Regions from separate parts of the Homo sapiens genome. Here region 2 is linked to region 1. Evidence: read pairs that join two places in POLR2A ChIA-PET (ENCODE). Cell type or tissue: endothelial cell of umbilical vein. All regions are shown on one strand. Links, peaks and the distances in the headings refer to the core of each region. The heading gives the core; the rest is flanking DNA. Region 1 overlaps LOC105373714 (a long non-coding RNA gene). Region 2 overlaps PKP4 (plakophilin 4).

What was found. Peaks named below come from ENCODE experiments on the same cell type or tissue, not always from the same donor. Only the 100,000 strongest peaks of a DNase experiment are listed, where the experiment ranks them.
Region 2: POLR2A ChIA-PET joins it to region 1 with 5 read pairs; 2 of 35 experiments call an interaction of 5 or more read pairs at or near these places.

Annotation. Positions count from the first base shown.
Region 1 is chr2:157,887,762-157,896,046 of GRCh38, forward strand. All of the region lies in intron 1 of LOC105373714 (a long non-coding RNA gene), which reads left to right. Among named protein-coding and RNA genes, the nearest start is that of ACVR1, 16 kb to the left of the region's middle. In endothelial cell of umbilical vein, for the core only: no CTCF peak of the experiment used is centred there; no DNase peak of the experiment used is centred there.
Region 2 is chr2:158,505,535-158,513,819 of GRCh38, forward strand. The region is part of intron 1 of PKP4 (plakophilin 4); the gene reads left to right. Among named protein-coding and RNA genes, the nearest start is that of PKP4, 53 kb to the left of the region's middle. In endothelial cell of umbilical vein, for the core only: no CTCF peak of the experiment used is centred there; a DNase peak (open chromatin) is centred at 4,707.

The DNA.
Region 1 (8,285 bases), core at 1,263-6,262:
CTTGGGAACTCTTTTCATTTCTATTGTACTGAAGGAGTCACCAGTGATGAGGGAGGGAACAGTCTGAAAAGTTTGTTTTATTTTGATAAAATGGTTGTTTGCCAATTATATTCTAAAGCTCCCAAAATAATATTGTATATACTATCAATAATATAAAAACTGCATTAAGTAATGTTTGATTTTCCTAAGTAACCATAAAAATTGTGTTCAACCAAATTCATCTATCCCTATCAAGGTTAACATCAACACCAAGCCAAATAGTACTAGACTATAAAATGCACCAAATCTTGCTTTACTTTTCTCTTTGACAAACATGAGTTTTTAAACCAATGAACGGTCTGAAGTTTGACTATGACTCAGTTCCTCCTAGTGCTCTACAACAGAGTACAAAAGGTTACCAAATCCTCCAGTTTCTGACACAGAAATCCAATTTGGAATGAAGGAAATAAACGTCCCACTCTTTAACAGCTAAAGATGTTACTGATGACATCTAAGAATTTGGAGTTTCAAAATGTGAATTGTGAAAACATTTGAATCTCTTCATAATGGAAAGGACTTGGAAATGGAAAAGAAATACGCATACTTGAAGGAAAAAAATTGTTGGTGCCAGTGATTATTCCTAGATAGAAAATGGCCACATAATCTATTTGGTGAAAAAGGAGAAGAAAAAGGCAATTTATTGATCTGGATGAACATGTTCCATACAACCTCTCGTAGAGATGAGATGAGCTTTTAATTGGAAAAGCTTGCTCTGTTGCTGCTAAAGGTCAGAAGTTCCCTGTTGGCGAATCAAGTGCGGATTTGTTGGCAAATCAAGTGTTCATCGGAAGTTTTTCTGCAGTGAATTGTCTGCTTCCACTTGATTCTCATTTAGATAGATATTAGGCACCAATGAAATTGAATAATCGTAACACAGTTTACTTAGATACTATTTGATCTTGAAAATAAAACAAAAATTGCTTTAGATGTTTACAATTATCACTACTCAGCCTTTGAAATAGAATGATTGAATTTTCTATTTTGAAGCAAATTTTGAACTAATTTAATACAGCCCTCAATTTTTTTGTGTGAATTTGATGATATTAGGGTTTCTGTTTAATGAAGTTTCAAACATAAGCAAAAAGAGAAAAAATAGCATAATGAATGCCAGGTATCTATCACCAGGTTGAACAACAATCAATATCAAGCCAGAATTGATTTACTTGATTTGTCTGTTTCCCACTTTCTTTTTTTTTTTAAAGTATTTTAATATAAAGTTCAGCCATCATGTGATTCCATCCCAACATCTTTCACTAAGCATCTCTAAAACATATGGACACCTGGGTGCCATGGCTCCCACCTGTAATCCCAGAACTTTGGGAGACCAAGATGGGCAGATCCCTTGAGACCAGGAGTTCAAGACGAGCCTGGCCAACATAGCGAAACCCCATCTCTGCTAAAAATACAAAAAATTAGCTGAGTGTGGTGGTGCACACCTGTAGTCCCAGCTACTTGGGAGGCTGAGGCATGAGAATCACTTATACTGGGGAGGTGAAGGTTGCAGTGAGCCAAGATAGGGCCACTGTGCACTCCAGCCTGGGTGACAGAGCAAGACATTATCTTAATAAATAAGTAATAAATAAATAAATAAATAAATAAATAAATAAACAAGCATGTAGACATTTTCTTACACAACCATAATGCTATTATCACATCTAATAAAATTAATGATTCTTTGGTATCCTCTAATCTCCAGTTCAGATTCTAATTGCCTGAATATTCTCAGAAAAGTCTTCTGTCAAATCAGACTCCAGACAATGACCACTTATCGCATTTATCTGTTTGGCCTTTTAGGTCTCTTTTAACTTTGAGATCAGTTAGTCCTCCCTATTCCCCTAACCCTACCCATTTTTGTTGTTGTTGTTGATGATGATGATCATGATGGCAATGCCACTGACTTGATGAAACCAGGTCAGGGGACTCCACCTCCATTTTACTTTTTTTTTTTCAATTACTGAAGAAATAGAGGCTTAAAGTTTGAATGAATTCCTCCAAAAGAGTAGTTACCCAATGCAGAGTAGAATTCAGGTTTTCTAATTCCATTCTATCATGCTCTTTTCTATAATATATCATATTGCCATGCCATAATTTTACAATATCTATGATTTTAGTGCTATGGTGGTTCAGAATATATTAAACACATTTTAAACTCTCCTTCTTCCATATTTGTTTACATTTACAATTCCTAGTTTTTTCCAAAAGGTAGTCGGGATTTAGAATTTGCAGCTGGCTTTTCCCCAGAGCCTGACCCATTGAAGTTACTCTTTCAATGCTACTTTCTGAAAATATACCAAAATTGATAGAAAAACTTAAGTTTTCCAAGAACCCAAATAAAAAATCTCAGAGTAAATCAATAAAAAGTATTAGTGCTGTCACTCAGATTTTGTAGCAAGACTAATTAAAGAGTATGCACATACCCATGCACCAAAAATTAAGATTAAGCATTATCAACTTAGAAAAATTCAAAAACAAATGGGAGTTTTCATTGACTTACTGTATTCTATCTTAGTTAAGCAGGGCACATAGTTTTCTGTTGGTGATACAATCAGTACATGAAATAAAGTATGGTGTGTGAAATAAAGCCTTTCCGTGTGCCCAGGAAGCACAAAAGTGGAAAGGACACAGAGGCATTGAGGAGAGACAGCAAATCCTTCCTCATCCATTTCTTAAAGTCTCCAGAGAAGACAGGGAGAAGCACAAACTTAAATTCATTTAAATGGTTCTAGCTTTGCCCTTTTGGACTTTAAGAAAATCAACCAACAAATTATTTTTTAAAAAAACAGTTTTAACTAACAACTTTTATTTGCATATGCTCTATTTTTTTTTTTTTTTTTTTTTTTGAGTCTGTGTTCTGGAATTCTGTTTGTTGCTTTCAAACACCACAACTTTCTCACGTAAAAATGAAAAATTCTTGGCCACACTTTTCCCCTCAGTCGTTATAAGGCTGTTAAACCAGGGATCACCTATCACTCCCTGGTGTGTGTTTGTTTCAATCCCCAGATATATTTTAAGAGATTTTAAAACATTATTTGTTATTGTGGAGTAGCTAATAGATTCTGTATGGTTGCTGCTGAATCTTTTTATTTCTTTGAGAAAGAAGGAGAAAAACCACATTGTTTTGAAAAACATGTTTTAAAAATAATTTTATAGATTGCAGATTTTGTAAATGATCAGTTAATTGTTGGGAGGGGGTTCCCAACCTTGTTAATGTCCTCTTAGCATTAGGCTTTTGTTCCCCAGTATTGAATATGTCATTTTCTCCCACAGACTGCATTTCTAGGGGTATAATTGCTGTCTCCATGTAAAAGACAACTCATGTGCATAAATTTCCACTCGCTGAAACAAGACTCTGCCTCCCCTCATTTTAATGCAGATGTGATCCAGGGGGTAGAGTTACACTTACTTCCCCAAGCAAATGAAACAGATTACACATTAAATATTGTCTTTGGAACCAGGTGCACAGAAACAACCAATTACCTAGACAGCTCATCAAGGCCTGATATGTTTACCACATTGTTTTTGTTTTCTCTTTAAACACTTGGCGAATTATTCTGAGGCTTTCATTTCTCTATAATGAACAGAATATGTTTATTAATAAAGGCCCCCTTTGTGTGATTCACTAACAGTTGACTCACAAAAGCCTTTAAAACCATGTTTGAAAGTTTCTGAACTGAACTTGAGTTCCTGAGAAGACAAAGCCTCATTACTACAAAGAAGATACTCTTCTGGTTCTTCTTGGCTAAATAATTGATATCTAAAATGACTTAAAGGAGGGAAAGGGTCATTAATTTGTGAGGAAGAGAGAGAGAGTGGGGAAGGCATCTGTTCCCCCTTTAGATATGTTTTCATTGTTTGTAAAGGACAGTATCTATATAAATTTATGAGATTTTGGCCACTGCCAATTATATAATCTTGAATTTTTATGCATATCATTGTTTCTTTAGGGATTTTAATTGGCCTAAAATGCAGATGAACTCAAGAGCTCTTTCAAGACTTGTTTGTGTTATTCTAAGAGACTTTTACCACTTCCTGAGGAGGGGCTGTTTCAGATTTCCACAAAGTCATTAACCTCCCAAAGAATGAGAATAATAAGTGGAGTGGCAGGGCCCCAAAGATGTAGTTGGTGCAAACTATCAGGAATGCTGGAGGCCAGGGCTTTGCAGTGGAGATGCCTGACAGTGAGCTGATGGAGGGAGGGTTGGCAATGGGGAACAGGGAAATGGTATCAGAGACCCCTCGGAAAGACTTCATGGTAAATGGCTTGGAGATGAAACATCAGCTCTTTGAGTGGTTAAGCAGGACTGGCTTGCTGATAGAATCCCAAGCCCTTAAACCATTTATCCTCGTAGCTTCCTTTCAAAGTTGGGGGAGCTCTAAGAAAAGTAGGTAAAAATGTACAACAGAAAAAAATTCTGTATGTGTGTGCGTGCCGGATGGGGCCAGGGGAGAAACTGATTGTAAGACTTTTGGTTATCTGTTGTTATTTTTTAGAGTTTTTTATAGAGAGAGTTGGAGAAGGGTATTGCTGTGTTGCTCAAGCTGGTCTTAACTCCTGGCCTCAAGTGATCCTCTCATCTCAGCCTCCCAAGTAGCTGGGATTACAGGCACAAGCCACCATGCCCAGCCCTTTGTTTTTCTTTTTGGTAAAGCAATTTAAGACATTCTAGAGAGGATGAAACTTCTAAATGTGAGAGTAGAAGAAGACTTTGAAATCATCAAGAATACTGCAAGTTACTCTCGTACATTGTGGTCAAAGTGGAAGTTGATACAAGGTCCGTGGAAGGCAATTTTATATTCTCTTGCAAAATTATAAATTCACATACACTTTGACCTTGGAATTTCATTCTAGGAATATTTCCTACACATATACTCACCCAATTCTGAAATGACAGATGTGGGAGGTTTTCTTTGCAGCACTATATATAAAAGCAAAAGATTGAAAACAACCTGCCTATCAATAGGATATTGAGTCAGTAAATTATGAAACATTCTTACAATGGAACACTATGAAGCTGCTTTTTAAAAATAATAATAATAATAAAGTTGTTTTCAATGTATCGATATGAACTGAGCTCCTCAATTAGCAGTAAGTAGGAAAAAGAATCCTGCAAGGTTCAGCAAAATAGATCGTATGCTACCATATGCTATCATTTAAATAAAAAAAGAGATATACGTCTATGTTGGGTAGTATAATTGGACACAAATCCTCAGAAATGGATGGGGCTTTGAACAACGAGAAGGAAGGAAAGGACAGGGCAAGATGTTTCACTATTTTGAACAGAAAAAAAAGACTATGTGAACAAATTACCTATTCAAAAGTTGAGAAGAAGAAAAGGTTGTAGGGTCTGGAGCGAGGCAGTCCTGGTCTGTATACTAGTTCTAGCACCTTTCTTTATATATTTATGTATATATTATTATTATTATTTAGAGATGGAGTCTCACTGTGTTTCCCAGGCAAAGCTTGAATTCCTAGGCTCAACCAGTCCACCCACCTCAGCCTTGTGAGTAGCTGGGACTACAGGCACGTGCCACCATGCCCATCCGGTTCTAGCACTTTCTGACACCATAACCTCAGAGTCCTTTTCTGTAAAGTGGAGTAGATAATATTACCTGCCTCATGAGCGAGAAGGCATGCATATAGCATGCAGTGGAGGTGGCACAGTGCCTGGGTCCAGTAGATGCCAGGCATTACCATGATCTTTCTGATTAATATTATCACCAACCTTCTCATAAATAACTGAGTACTTGAAGAACAGTGTGCAGTATCGTGGTGGGAGTTATGGAAGTGATTACTTAAAATTTTTCAGCTCCAAAGACATATGCTGAAGGAATCAGTATCATCAGAAGCATGTATAGAACCCCATGTCTGCACCTAGTGCTCTTCTCTGCAGAATTAACAAACAAGCACCCCCACTGAGTTTCATGTCATGTACCTCTCTTTCCAAGTTCTGATGTGGGAAGTGGAAAGATGCTGATTGGTCTGGCTTGGGGCAGGTGCCTGTCTCTGGACAAGTGAGAAAGAAATAGCAGTGCTCACAGGTGCAAGCCGTTGAAGGGAGGAGGAGCAGATCTCAGTGGATAATGAGGTGAACTGGGCAAACAGCAACTGGTCCCGGCTACTGACATTTTTGTAGCATCTCTGTTTTTGAAAAGGCGAAAGTGGGGAGGTGGGTGGGGGGTGGATATTTTCCGTAATATCTACATGATCCCAGGCAGCAGGCTGGGTGGTGCCTGCAGTGAGGGAAGATGCTGTTCCTTGCAGAAATGTAGTAGGTGTGGCTTAAAGCCTCAGCTGCTGGCTGGCCTGTGAGCTTAAGAAAGCAGAGAAGCAAGTGGACACAACCTTGAATGCACCTGAAACTTCCAGAAGCCCACAGATGCACTCCAAATGTTCCTGAAAACCTAGAAATTCTATGTAAGTTTGTCTGTATATGGGAATATACATTTTTCCAGGGAAACCCATAACTTTCATCAGATTCTCAAAGAGGGGTGCTATCCATTAAGGATTCTGAGCCCCTGCTAGACCAATGATAGCATATGCCATGACCCAAGGATTATGATTAATCCAACCCTAGAACGAGAGGCCCACACCATAAAATAAAGCTTTCCACAAAACATAAAGAATAAAAGAACCACTGCCTTGATATAGTTGCTTTTTAAGCACCCATTCTTGTACTCTCTGTTTTGCCATATTCACTTTTATTATTTACTGAATATTCCTCTTTAAATTTGTTCACTTTTTAAACTTACATGCCCAGTTTAGCCTCTTCTTAAGCAAAAATAATTGTGAAATCAGGGTTATATTTTGCTATTGCCAGTTTTCTTCCTAATGTATATTAGAAGAAATTTATTACTATTAAAATTTAAAAATGTTTGTATCATTTCCAAAATTATTTAGTGCATACAACAGAGATGGGCTTATGGCACTCAGGAAAACACTGTCTCTAAATATTCCTAAAATTCACTTCAGGCATCCCTTTCACAGAGAAGGAACCTGAGGCAGGAGACAATTAATGTAACTTATTAGAGATTCTAAGCAAATGTGGAAAAACTTTGTCAGGTATTGGGCAACATTGTTCCTACTAATGACTCAGCCCTGTGCTTATTTTATTGCAGACAGTTTAAAGAGATGTTTTACTGTTCTCACGTTTCCCCGCTACCCCATAAAGAGAACCAACTAGACGAGAGTAAAAACTTGATCAATTTAATACTCTGGTCATGATCCCAGCAACTAAGGAAGGGGGCTGTGGGGGGGAAAGCCAGCGAGTTTCTTTCTACTCAAATTCCATCTCATTTTTATTTTCTCTTAATGTTTTTTTGAATCCCAAGTTCCAAAACCTGTCCCCTATTATGCAGTGCAAACGAGAACAGATGGGGAAAAGTTATGTTGGAAAGGGCTTTGGAGGGCCACAGAGAAGAGAAATATGACTACTCAATGTGTCACACACCAACTTGCAGCTGCCACCAGCCCTTCCACACAACGAGCTGCGTATGGAACCAGCCCGGGTGCTCAGGAGGAGCGGGCTTACTGCAGGAAGGGAGCGCAATTAGAGAACATTCGCTTTACTTGTGTTTCCTTGAAAATATGAATAAAGAGCGTAGCAGCAGCACAGCCAACAAAAAAGAAATAAATCCAAAGGCTAGCCTGGCAAATGGTTAGCTGTACCTCAGAGTTTCCCAAATGTTAACCGATCATCGGCTTTCTTCAGCCTTTTTATTTCAGAGAAATGCCTTTTCATGTCTCAAAGTCACCATTCAGTTCTTCTCTCTGTCTAGGAATTATTATTCTAGAAAGGTCATACTAGCTTTCATGCATGATGTGGCCTTCCAACCAGTATTTTTCAGTATTCACAGGGTGCTTATGAGTTCACTAAATATTTCAAGTGTGAGGCAGGTGACCTGGTTTTAAATGGCAACTCTGCCAGTTACTAGCTGTGAGGCTTCAGGCGAGTCACCTAGCTTCTCTGAGCCTGTAGTACATCCTGTCTGAAACAGAGCTCGCTTGACTGACTTACCTTCAAGGCTTTTTGTATTCAAGGTAATGTATATAAATGTCTGACAGAAGAACAATGTTTAATATATAAAAACTATTATTACTGTGATTATCAGAAAGCACAGAAAATGTTATTCTCTTTTCTTTGACTATAATATAAAGATACTAAGAATATATATAATACCATATATGTAAAGATAAATTATATATATTTGGCTAGGAATCCCTAAGAATCTATGCTGAAAGTAATTGT
Region 2 (8,285 bases), core at 1,897-6,896, 620 kb after region 1:
ACAAAGTCTCTTCTGTACTCATGTAGCTTTCTCCTTGAGATTGGGGTAGGGAGGATTAGTAATGTATTAGGGGGTGGTGATAAGCATTAAGGTGAGAAAAGAAGCAGGGTGGGTGATAGGAGAAGTGAGGGTTTTGGAGTGGCAGGGAAGGGGGTTCATCAGGATCAGAGTCAGGTCAAGAAAGGCTTCTTAGGTGACGTGACTCAGCAGAATGAAGGAAGAGACAAAGCTGGGAGAGGGCATGCCAGGGCCTGGAACTGCAAGTGTAGAGGTAGTTGCAGGGAGGGATAGAGTGCTGCTGTCCCTGGAAGTACCGGTGTGGAGGAGGTGGGGTCTGAAATGTGCCCACCTTTCCACCAGCAGATCTGGTGAAGAAGACCATAAGTACACAGGAGGCGCATCCCTCAACTGTGAGCTTCAACAGCCCTGTTTTGAAACCTTAAGTAAAAGATTTGTAAAATAATAAGCCTGAACTTTTTCCCTCCAAGCTATACTGTGAAATGTGAATTTTAAAAAGAATGGTTGTGTAAATATGAAGAAAGTACTTTCAAATTAGATGATCAGACTGCGTTTCCTTCAGAATTGTGTTGCTTTGCTTGAACATGGCAATTGAAAGATCCCAGAAGCAAGACTGTGGACAAGTTATGCCCTGGCTTTGAGCCTCCAGTCACCTTGCTCTGCAGTGCAGTCCTTGATGTTAAGTGGCCTTCCTCCAAGCTTTAGGAAGCCTCAGTGCAGGTTGTGGTTGAGGAGATGAAGAAGGCCTAAGAGGAGCAGCTCCTGTTTTTATAATTTTTTGTATCAGTGCTCCCTCCCAAGGGTATTTAAGTAAAGGTATTAACAAAATTAAGAATTTGGCAGACAGCTCAGTTAGACGATCACCAAGGTCCTTCTCATTTCTAAAGTTATTTGAAGCTGCTGTTTTCATTAGTCCTTAAGTATATGTTGCTACCATATAATTTGGCCACAAAAATGTTTAGATATGTGTCAAAGTCCTCAGGGCTTCCTGACAGAAGTGCTTCTTGACTGATTGTGTATTTGGTACAAGGGCTTCTTTGGTGATAGTTTCTACTCTCTTTAAATACTGTTCTGTTATTTTTGAAATCTGATCAAGAATTGACACAATAAATCTCTTTGATATTTATACTTATGCCTACTTTTAACCTTTTAGGAAAACTTTATGAATTGGAATATTCTAAAATCCTGAAATAATTTGGAATATTCTAAAATTCTGAAGAGAATATGAACGGATTGTTGGAATGGAACTTTTACCCGATTCCCTCAGACTAGAGTGTTCATACGACATTTTGCCAAGAAGTTCCTATAGAGGCAATATCACTTTTAGGATGGATGGGTCTAAAAGGATCATATTTAGTTTCTGGTTATTCATGGTTGCACTCACTTTAGAGGATGTGTTCCTATTAGGTTGCTGCTACTATTTGTCTCTCCTAAATAACAGTATGGAATTATAGAAAGAAAGGTTGGGAGAATAGTCGTGTGATTCTCCTGGTCAGCATAAAGCCTGTTCCATCCAGCCACTGACTATTTTGTTCTTTCTTTTGCTTTGAAGGCCAAGATGACATTTCCATTACTTCGATGTTTTTATGTTCTATACCTCTCTCTTGCTCCATATATTTTGCAGTGGTGCAGATATATTGATCCATAAATGACTGGTATTACATACTGAATCAAGGTACATGCATTCAACTCTAGAGAGAATTGTTTCTGGGTGTTTTTCACTATGTGACTCACCACTGTGAAGGTATGAAGATGAGTTTATGCCGCTAATGGGGTAGCTTTGTTGTGATGTAATTTCAGTAGCTGCCCATGGCAGCTGTTAGTCGAAGGTAAATTCAAAGCCAGATGGTTTAGATATCACAGTGGTGAAGATCAACAGAGTACCGTGAAACCAGGACTCGGTCATGGCAACCTGAGACTGTTCTAGCTAACTCTTTCTAATGTGTTTCATCTGGCACTTTGCCAGTTCAGTCCCTTGCTTACCTTTCCCCATTTGAAAAACTCTGCTTTTGGAGGGAGAATGGATTACAGGTCTTGACAGAGGCTTGGACTCTTGACTTCTTGGTTTGTTTTTTTAAATTTAAAAAAGAATTTCAGTTCTTTTGTGACCATCACATTACTGAAGTTAACATTGATGTCTTGCTCAAACTTATTTTTTTTCTCTCACACATTTCAAAAGAACCAAGTTAATACATTGAATTGAGCAGTCTGATAAGAAGGTAGTGTGGGGGGGTCTCCGGGTCCACAGAATTTCCTTGAGTGTGGATTGCTGTGTAGGAAAAGCTCTCTAAATTTTTTCTGCTGGCTGAATGTAGAGTAATGTGACCCTGTTGCTCTCCGTGGTGAGCTTTCCATAATTGAGATATTCCTGGATTCATTGCCAGGAGTGGACTTCCTTTACCTCTGCTCTGCCACAGGGTGGCTGCTGCCTTTCTCCTTTAATAAGGTATGTTCAGTTTCCCCCACTCAAAGACCATTTCATCCCTTAGACATTCTACCCAGGACATTGAAAATAGAAACAAGGCCAGGCACAGTGGCTCACGCCTGTAATCTCAGCACTTTGGGAGGCCAAGATGGGCGGATCACCTGAGGTCAGGAGTTCAAGACCAGCCTGGCCAACATGGTGAAACCCCGTCTCTATTAAAAAAAAAAAATACAAAAAATTAGCTGGGCATGGTGGCAGGCACCTGTAATCCCAGTTACTTGGGAGGCTGAGGCAGGAGAATTGCTTGAACCTGGAGGGGCAGAGGATGCAGTGAGCCAAGATCACGCCATTGCACTCCAGCCTGGGCAACAAGAGCAAAACTCCGTCTCAAAAAAAAAAAAAAAAAAAAAAGAAGAAGAAGATGCCAGTGAAGGAAAGTTAGAAACCACTGCGTGTCCTAAGCAGTTCCTAACTCCCATGGACAATTCTAGCATGAGTTTTGTAATAGTTTATAATTGACATATAGGTAGAAAATTGATACCAAGAAACCCAGCTGTTCCTAGAGTACTAGTAGTAACTCAGAAAGAGTAGAGAATTGTACTGTAAAATGAGCAGATTGCCTTTTCACTTTCTTTTTCTACTCCATCAAAGTGCCAGCTTGCTCCATCTTTGCTAAACGTTAGATTAAATGTCTTATTTATCATGATACCTCTGATGTTCAAAATTACATATGTTGCTGTAATTCTTATGAATTGTGAGCATACATTCTTCTGCGTAAACAGATGGTACTGTTGACACAGGCTTTATAATCCTAGTAGGCTGGACATCAAAATTTTATATTTCTACCATTACCTTAATTGTAGAGAGGTTCTGGGGTGACTGTGGAAAGTCATCTAACATGTGTTCTCTTTCTTTGCACTGCTGGGTTTCTAAATATTTATTAATCATTATTTATACTCTGTAATGCCATACTTTATTGGTGAATGTACCATCTTTGGGAGGTCATTAGATATTCTTTAGTATCTAAGAGAAATATCTACCTATCAGTGAATTTCAAATTATAGTTTATGGTCTTCAGATTAATGAAAAGCAAGTTCCCACCCCCACCAAAAATTAAAATGACACAAAAATGCATCTTGGGAACATCACAATATTTTAAACTGAGAATACTAATTTTTTGAGATTTGATTATATCACATATGACTTAGATTCTGATAGATTATGAATTTGTAATCAGTTCAATTTTGTATACTGAAATTATCTTTGCACTCTGAATAAATGAAGTATCAAGCAAAATTTTAAGAGTAACAATATTTTAAGAGATATAAACACAGTTAAAATCTTTGAGGTATTTTACCACTCACTTTTAGAATTATCAAATGCTGCTTTGATCTTTTCATCAAATCAGAACAGATATCTATATTTTTATTGGCAACAATAAAAACAGTCTGTGAGGAAATGAAACAATCCAGTCTTTCATTTTCTTGCTCATTTAATCTGAACAGGTGATGTTTCAGTATATTGAGACATAAGACAATCAAGACTTTTTGAGACATAAGACAATCAAGACTTTGTTAACAGCTTTCTAGATTATTGGTGGAATTATAGCTCTGATTTATAGGGTCACATTAAAAGTACTCCTTTGTGTACACTAGGTCTGGAGGTGATGATATAGAAATACTAGTGTGGGCCGGGCGCGGTGGCTCACGCCTGTAATCCCAGCACTTTGGGAGGCTGAGGCGAGTGGATCACCTGAGGTCGGGAGTTTGAGACCAGCCTGACCAACATGGAGAAACCCTGTCTCTACTAAAAATACAAAATTAGCCAGGCGTGGTGGCACATGCCTGTAATCCCAGCTACTCGGGAGGCTGAGGGAGGAGAATCGCTTGAACCCAGGACGTGGAGGTTGCGGTGAGCCGAGATCACACCACTGCACTCCAGCCTGGGCAACAAGAGCAAAACTCCATCTCAAAAAAAAAAAAAAAGAAATACCAGTGTGACCACATTGTAACATAGGTTGTGTTATTTCCTGCTAATGGAATGTAGCTTCCTTGACTTGTGGTTATTTCCCAAAATTCTTCCTTTAAGAAATTCAAAACCCTCACCTAAAAGGAAAGAAGTTACCCAAGTAGGAAGATTGAAAATGAAATCTGATTCTTTCTGACATTTTTACTGCCAACTAATAAACAAAAGACTTCATTAAGGAAGCAGACTGTTCAGTGGTTCTTTGTGTCTGAATATGACTGATCTAATATATTAAACATTTTTCTGTAAATGTAGCAGTATAGTGCCAGTTTCTATTTTCAACTCCTCAAATAGTAGAATCAGTTCTGTCAGCAGGCATTTTATTAAATGCCTCAGAACATGTGTTAGACATCATAGAAAATACAAACATAGAAGACAGGGATCTTGGTCTTATTAAATTTAAATCTAAAAAGATGTGGGAGCATTTTAAAGAGCAAATACAAGTGGGTGAAAATGAGCATTGCGTGTTGCTAAGACTTGAACTAGATTGGTTGGACTAGAGGAGTGAGTCATCGAAAAAAGGCAATTTCAGAACACATTAATGAATGTCTTCTTAAGGATGAGGCACTTGCAAAGTGCCTGTGTGTCAAAGGAAGAAATGATTTGGTGATTCAAGTGGTAGTGGAGTTGTTTGACACTTGCTTGTGGGCTTTGAAATGATAAGAAGAGCAGGGCTGGAGTTCCAGGAGGGCTGGGCCAGATTGGGCTGGTGGGGTGGGGTGAGTCCACTTCCCCTGCCCAGGCAGCTGATGGAAGGCATGAGAATAGACCTATTCTAAGGCAGCTATGTTGAAAGGGAACTGCTTTCAGCAAGAATGCCCACTGTGCCCCCCATTTGGGGACAAGCAGATGCAGAGGGACCCCTTCCAAATTTACACCTAGATTTTGCCCGAGATTTCTTTAGTGATTGATCTCTACCACTGCATCTGCTCTACTTTTCTGTCACCATTCCTCATTCTTCAAAGTGCAGCTCAATTCCTGTTGTGCCAGACCACAGAGTGGTAGGGGAAGGCCTCTGTGAGCCTGAGTATGGTGAAGGAGGAACCCTGGAGAGAGCTGGGCAGGAGGGAGCATGCAGAGCTCTGCCGAAACTCACGTCAGGGGCTGAGCGCGGTGGCTCACACCTGAAATCTCAGCACTTTGGGAGACCAAGGCGAGCGGATCACCTGAGGTCAGGAGCTCAAGACCAGCTGGCCAACATGGCAAAACCCCATATCTACTAAAACTACAAAAATTAGCTGGGCGTGGTGGCACACACCTGTAATCCCAGCTACTTGGGAGGCTGAGGCAGGAGAATCACTTGAACCCAGGAGGCGGAGGTTGCAGTGAGCCAAGATTGCGCCACTGTACTCCAGCCTCGGGGGGAGAGTGAAATTCTGTCTCAAAAAAAAAAAGTTAAGTTGGTGCTCTTTATTTTCTGTACATAGTGTATTATGTATCAAAAGTGTGATTTTGGTTAAACAATTTTATTTGAATCCTATAATTTACCATTACTACAAAACAAATGTTCTATCCTTTGGAAGAAATTAGTAAATGGGAGAATTTTCTTTAACTTTGAAAAATTTAATCTAGTATTTAACTGATGTACTATATTTGCTCAATTAACTGTCACCTGACTTAATTTCCTTCTAGAAAACAGTGACAAATTGTATTTATCAGAGAGAGAAAGGGAGAGCCCTGCCAACCAATTAGGAATAAATTTTCAAAATTAAACATTTTTGATTTGCAGTTTTATTTTTGTACAAGCTTTCATGTAGAATATGATTATTTACCTTCCTCTGACTATGAAATGGCATTTAAATTTTACACATGAAGTAGAAGCACATGCAAACACAGGCTAGTCATGAAAGATACCCTACTCTGAATCAGCCCATTGGGTGTTTAAGAAAAAAAAAATGCTGAGTAAACCATTTTGTCCTCAAAATGGGTAGTATTAAAGCCAGCAAGAATGGTATGGCATGAGTCATAACTCAGTTTTTTAAAGTGTTATGGTATATCTTGTCTAGAGAGTATTTCTGGTTGCTTAGAGCATATTTGAAGATAATTCTATTACATATGCATTTGGATGCAGCTATGCTCTTGGGATGACTGGACTAGAAACACACAAACTATTATTATTTTAATGAGGCAGGCTTTATTTTAAAATATACAAAATTGGAATAATTGCCTAAGTTATTTCTATATATCATTTGGAATACTAAACTCGTATATCTTGGTTCTTGGATTTGAAATTGCACTTTAGGTGAAATGGAAATAAACTGCCATGAAAACAAAATCTGTAAACAGATTATTAGACATAGACAATATCTCAGAATTAAGGCATTGTTTTGGAAAAGGTGATTTAAACCCATGAATATTGAAAGAAGAGAGATTAACATGCTTGTGGTGGTGATACAGTGCATGAGCACAGCCATTGCACAGCAGTGGTAGAGAGTTGTGGAACGGTTGGCATGTGCAACATTCTCAGCCAGCTCTGTCAATTAGAGCAGATTCTGACTGACAAACTGTGGTGTGCCCATGTGGCATGGAACACTTACTCCAACAGCTGTCCCACTGTACACTTGTGAATCAACATGTAACTGTTTTCATCATGTTCTAAAGTGACTAATAGATGTATATTACCCATCATGACCAACCTTTTGATTTGTATAGGTTGATATTAACCCTTTCTTAAATTTTTGAATTGGAATAATCAGCTAGCTTATTGTCTGTGGAGAACAACCACCAGTACTGACAAGACCTCCCTAAAGTCACATCACAGAACTTTGAAGTCACTGCAGTCCTGAGCCTGTCCTCAGTTTTACAGTTCTCAGAACCTGGAGTAATATATAAACCAGAACACAAATTTATTAATTCATAATTATCAAAATGTCCATATTTGCCAAGTACACTTCTCCTTTCTAGGATCAGGTGACTGTTGCCATTGTGAACTTAGAATCTTGTCAAAGGTGAAGATGTGTTTGCAAGAAGAGTTCATCTCAGGACCATCTCTGTCCCTGAGAGCAAAGATCCTTCTTGTAATCTCACTTGTTTTTACTTCTCTGGGGAGGGCAGGAATCTGGGTTTTCCTTTTCTGTGTTTCATACTAACTATCCTCTTCTCTAATTATGACAGCAATCACATGTGATAAGTCATAATCATAATCTGATTTTGGTCTACATGTTAAGAGTCTGTTCCTTGATGATAGGTTAGAGCTCTTGGGGGATACTTTTACTGATTCTTAGTTTACGTCCACCCATTTCCGGTCTTATCCTCATTTTATTGATTTTTCTGATTTTCTTCTCTTAGAAGCAGCCTTGTTTCCTTTCTCTTGAGGTTTTGAGGAGCAGCTCCCTGATGCATCTGCCTGTGAGGATACTGAGGCGAGCAGGATGGCAATACCCGAGTACATCTTCCTAGTGTCCTTAAGTAGCCCACTTGGACAAGGAAGGACAAGGTTTCCTAGGATTCGATTTAATGATTGTATCCCCCAGGGATTTGGCACATGAGGGAGAGAAGAATCATTCTTTTCTTTTGCAGATGTTGGAGATTTCTTCTTTTTGATGTCTTTAAAGTCTTCTTTTCCTCACGGTTGCTTCCTAGCTCCTCACCGGGCTTTCCAGACATTTCCCCAGTACTCCTAAGTTGACACCATCTAACTTTTACTCTCCTGACTCCAGGTCACATTACCACCTTCACTGGGACCAGTGACACCTCATTCAGTTTGACTCTTTGCCTCAACTTTCACCGTCATCTTAGGCAAATTTAAAGGCTGTGGAGACAATCCATGTCTTTATTTGCACTTACTATTGTTCCTTCGTCTTCTCATCTCCAGAGT